2 separate regions of the Homo sapiens genome follow, and region 1 is linked to region 2. The links are chromatin loops, found by intact Hi-C in ENCODE. Cell type or tissue: IMR-90. All regions are shown on one strand. Region 1 overlaps GLRA2 (glycine receptor alpha 2). Region 2 has its middle 66 kb from the start of GEMIN8.

Evidence for each region. Peaks named below come from ENCODE experiments on the same cell type or tissue, not always from the same donor. Only the 100,000 strongest peaks of a DNase experiment are listed, where the experiment ranks them.
Region 1: a loop joins it to region 2, with 6 times the contacts of the local background. A loop is called at or near these places in 2 of 110 quality-filtered maps.

The regions. Positions count from the first base shown.
Region 1 is chrX:14,631,189-14,633,688 of GRCh38, reverse strand. All of the region lies in intron 7 of GLRA2 (glycine receptor alpha 2), which reads right to left. Among named protein-coding and RNA genes, the nearest start is that of GLRA2, 100 kb to the right of the region's middle. In IMR-90, no CTCF peak of the experiment used is centred here; no DNase peak of the experiment used is centred here.
Region 2 is chrX:14,094,457-14,096,956 of GRCh38, reverse strand. No RefSeq gene overlaps it. Among named protein-coding and RNA genes, the nearest start is that of GEMIN8, 66 kb to the right of the region's middle. In IMR-90, a CTCF peak has its summit at 1,102; no DNase peak of the experiment used is centred here.

The DNA of each region.
Region 1 (2,500 bases), 540 kb before region 2:
CACGCAGAACTATGAGTCAATTAAACTCTTTGCTTTATAAATTACCCAGTCTCGGGTATTTTATTATAGCAGTGTGAAAATGGACTAATACACCCTGTCATTCCTGCTTTTCGTAATTCTGTCTAAATACATCAGCTTAGATATTGCTGCCTCTCTTAAATCATTCATTTGTTGTTGTTGTTGTTGTTGTTTTAGAGATACAGTCTCACTCTGTCACTCAGGCTGCAGTGCAGTGGTGCAAGCATAGCTTACTATAACCTTGAACAACTAGGCTCAAGCTATCCTCCTGCCTCAGCCTTTCAAGTAGCTGAGACTACAGGTGTTCACCACCACACCCAGTTAATTTTTTATTTTTTGTGGAGTCAGGGTCTCATCATGTTGCTCAGGCTGGTCTCAAACTCTTGGCCTCAAGCAGTCCTCCCAACTCAGCCTCCCAAAGTGCTGGGATTATAGGCGTGAGGTGCTGCACCTAGCCAATTCATTGTATTTACAAATCAAGTATTAAGATATGAATCTCCCTTCTTTGACATCCCATGACACTTGTTTCTGGTCATCTTTGTGATATATCTATTGTTCTATGTTGTGTTTCTCTGCTTTTTTCCATTGGATCAGGGTTTTATTGGAACATAACCATGCTCATTTGTTTTCATGTTGTCTATGGCTGTCTTTGTGTAACAACTGCAGAGTTGAATAATTGTGACAGAGACCTTATGGCTTGCAAGCCTAAAATATTTACTATGTGGTCCTTTGCAGATGATGTTTGCTGACTCTTGTACTAGATCATAAATTCCTCATGGGGAAGAAACTATCTTATTATCTTTTTGACCTATTTAATACCTAATACAGTATGTGTACCTTGAATATTTATTAAATTGATTTAAACCAAATTAAAGTGAATATGTGATTTAGTGGCAGCATCCATGGCGTTAAGTATGAACCATTAAGAAAAATGGTTCGTTGACATGTAGAAAGAGGTTGCTGGATGGGAATAAGGTCCCCTACCCCCCAAAGCAGTCTACAGTGTATTATTTAAAAAGAGTTAAGAATCAGCAATTATAAGCCTAAATATGTTGAACGATATTACCTTGAAACAAACCTTTTGATGAAACATTTTGTAGAACAAAACTGATTTCTATTAGAATATTAATATTTATTACTGTACATACCAATTATTAATTCCTTTACAAAAATTTGTTCTCAGTCTTAGAGTTCATGGATGATATATTTAATAAATAGTCTTCATTGATTAGAACAACTGAACTAAGCATTTACAAGCTAATGCTAGTTGTGATAATTATTTCAATTATCTACATTGTCACATTCAATTTATTCACATTCCATGTCAAATTTTAAAAAGAAATCAAGGATTCAAAACCATGGCAGTGATTGCCACTTAACGTCAAGATGGAGTAACAGGGACCACATTTACCCTCCATCCTGAATCAACTAAAAAATTTGGTTAAAATATATTTGGAAAATGGTTTTTAAGGCAAAAGACATCAAGTAAAAAAGGGCAGTGATCCCTGAAAGGTAGGAAACAAATGAGGTTAGGCCTACTATTGTTCCAGTTTACTGTCTAGAGAAAGTTTCTAGGTCATGATGCAAGGAGGAGGAATCTAAGCAGAGCCCAACCAATTCCCAGAATTGAAAAGATGGATCTGAGGGTCTGTTGAGTCCACAGAAGCTGAAGTTCACAGAGAAGAGTACCAGAATGAAGACACTTGTATATATTGTCTTCATATACATTGTATATACATATATACATATACATATGTATGTCTATATATATACATATACATATGTATGTCTATATATGTCTACACACACAAGACAATATATACACACACATACACTCTCTCCCTCTGTCTATAGGGTGTATATGTATGTGTGAACTCCAGAGGTCTGCAGAGGATTCCTCTGGAGCACTCAGCAAAGTACTGATAAGTGCATGCATGTGAGAAGAGTAACTGAGGCTAGGGGAAGAATCTTCAAAAGAATTAGAGAAAACAGAACTTGCAGTTCTCAGTTCTTGTTTCCATAAGCCAGACTGGAAAAGTTGATCATTCATAAGGTATTAAATAGAGTGCTCAAAGGGGTCTTGCCTATCTAAAAAATCCTAAGAGCAAGACAAAAAAAAATCAAATTGTTCCAAGTAACTGTCCCAGAAAGTTTCAATTATATGTATATCCACCACCCAACAAGATAAAAACCACAATGTCTGGAATCTAATAAAAAGTTACCAGGCATACAAAGAAGCAAGAAATTAACACACATGATTAAGAGAAAAAGAAACCAATTGCAGCCAACCCAGAATTGACACAGATATTAGAATTAGCAGACAAGGACATCAAATCCTACTATAACTACATTCTATATGTTCAAAAAGCTAGATAAAAGAATGACTAGGTTAACAAGAGACATGGAAGACATAAAAAAGACCCAAATCAAATTTCTAGAGATGAGTACTGTGTCTGAGATGGAAAATATACTGAATTGAGAT
Region 2 (2,500 bases):
AATGTTTCTATTTTTATTAAATATTTCTACCTAAGAGTAAAATTAGTTTTCACTGGGGAGAAGAGCACCATAGGTATAAAGATACTCAAGACGCGTATATAAATCTTCTGACGCCAATAGTTCTGTTCAAACCCTCACTTCCAGGTCAAAAAGAAAACCACGGCCTTGATAAAGACCCCACTGGAAGACTTTTATAATAAATTAGCCAATGTATGGGGTATACTGCCTTCATTCCCAAATTCTTCTGTTTGGAAAAATAAATTCTATAACACTTCACTCATATGAGAAAGGAAATGGATGTGACAATTGTACAATTTTGAGAAATAGAAGCTCTTAAGAGTAGCTTTTTAGATATCCATTGAAATCATACCCAATTTTTAGGTCACATTTTTTTTCTGGCTCTGTCTCCTTTTCAAGTAAGAGTGATTGGGTTGAAGATGTGGCTTTGCAGAGTTTGACTGAAGCAAACCTGCTGTTTCTTTAGTCATGTGCCTATCCCGATCACCACCTTTCCCAGATCCTTATGCCTAAGGTGAGAACTCACATGGCCAGTGAAATTACAAGCTATAGTGGACCACTGGCGTTTCTACAACAGTCTCTGAGCAGAACCCTAGGGTCCTCAGCAAAGCAAGGTATCTCCTTAGCAGTGGTGGCTTTGAGAGGACAGGTCCCAGAGCATAGCAGACCAGACAAGGAAAGAGAAACAGGTCAAGCTTCTGCTGAAATGCTTGTGTTTATTTTTTCCTTAGAGGCTCAAGATTTTTAGTTTTCCATAATTAACCACGATACCGCTCCTCAAAGACGGAAAATGCCTAGGGAAATTGTACTTAGAAGGAAAAATCTGTAATGAATAAAATTTATTTTACATGGTAGATTACTGGGAAGCAAGAAAGTAAAAGGTACCGTTACTTCCGAGTTACAAGGAACGCAAAGATGTAGCACGTGACCTGTCCAGGGACATGCAGTGGTGCCTGTGCATGGTTTTCCAACTTGCAAGCCTAATGTTGTGATAGGTACAGTTGCTAAACAGTCTCTCGTGTTAACTGCTGACGTTCCAAATGAAGGCGGATGCAGGAAGGAATCAACCACGTTCTGCAGTGATCTCTGGCGGACATCTGCTGTCACTGCACCTCAATTATTCATGCGTACACTGGAGTGTACCAAGGGAAGAAGCATTCTGTGAAGACCAGAACTGGACGACGCCTTAAGATATGATCGAGTGTGAACCCCTCATTTTACAGAAGGAGAAAAATCAACTCTAGAAGAATGGGATGCTTCAGGGATGATTTAAAACCTTAAATAGCTTAGGTCTCTTTACCTCTTCAGGTGGCAAACTATCAAATAACAATAGGTGTACAGCTTCTACCTTAGGGACTTAACTATTTCCTCTAATCCTGCAAGGTGGATATTATTATTATTTTATTCCCCCAAATAAATTCACCTGGGTATAACAGTGAATAGGAATCTTTCTTCTACCCGGTCTCTCTCTGTCCCTTTTTTCTTTTCCCATTTATCTTTTCTCTGTACTTCTCAGGCATGCTAGAGGTATAAATGGCTATGCTGCTCAATCCATGTGACCAGATATTGGAAGGTGAGATCACTAGGCTCTGCTTCCCTGTAAGTGGTCTTTCCTGACATGGTGGCAAAGATGGCCTCTGGCAGTTTCAGATCTTTCTACCACTTTCATAAGCATAGTGGAGAAGAAAGCATTTTTCCTGAGCAATCCCCAGAGTCCTGCATAAGACTCTCCTAGTTCAGGCCTGGGCCATGTGACCACTCAGAATCAAGGCATGGGTCACCCTGTCTGGACCACATGGCTCCCCAACTGTATGCTGAGCAGGCGAATAAAAAATTACCTACTACATTCTGAGAAGTATAAAGGTGACTTCCACTCTGTTCTCCTAGGTGTTTTCAGGTCAAAATCCCTTCACGCTACAATTTAAAATTCCTCGGCCTTGGTGCCACCCTTCCAAGGAGGATCAGGTGTGCTCAACCATATCAGATAGCATCAAGGGCTAGAGAAAAAAATGGGCCAGGTATCTAAACCTTAAAGAATAACCAAGCAAAAATATTCATATAAATTAAAGTTTATATTTCTCACAGTACCTCTGAATCCACCAAATGGTCCGGATGTGGAGAAAGCTGGCTGGAGGGTCATAGGAAACAAGTGACATCATCACTAGTAGAAAACCTTTAGGCTGGTTCACACAAGAGACTTTTTCTCCTTTTCCACTCTGTGCCAAGTGTACTCTGTGAAAAGCAGTCACTAGCCCTTCAAGCCAAAACTCCAGCCACACACTGGCCTAAACACTGAAGAAATAAGGCAAACTCTGGCGAAGGACACAGACAAGGACACCTATTTTTAACATAGAGGCATGGAGGGTCACAAGAGCCTAGAAGAGGATGGGGTCGTGTCTGTCTAGAGATGACATCAACAAACATTTTCTCTAAAAGGCTGGATAGTAAATATTTTAGCCTTCAAGTGCCATATGGTCTCTGT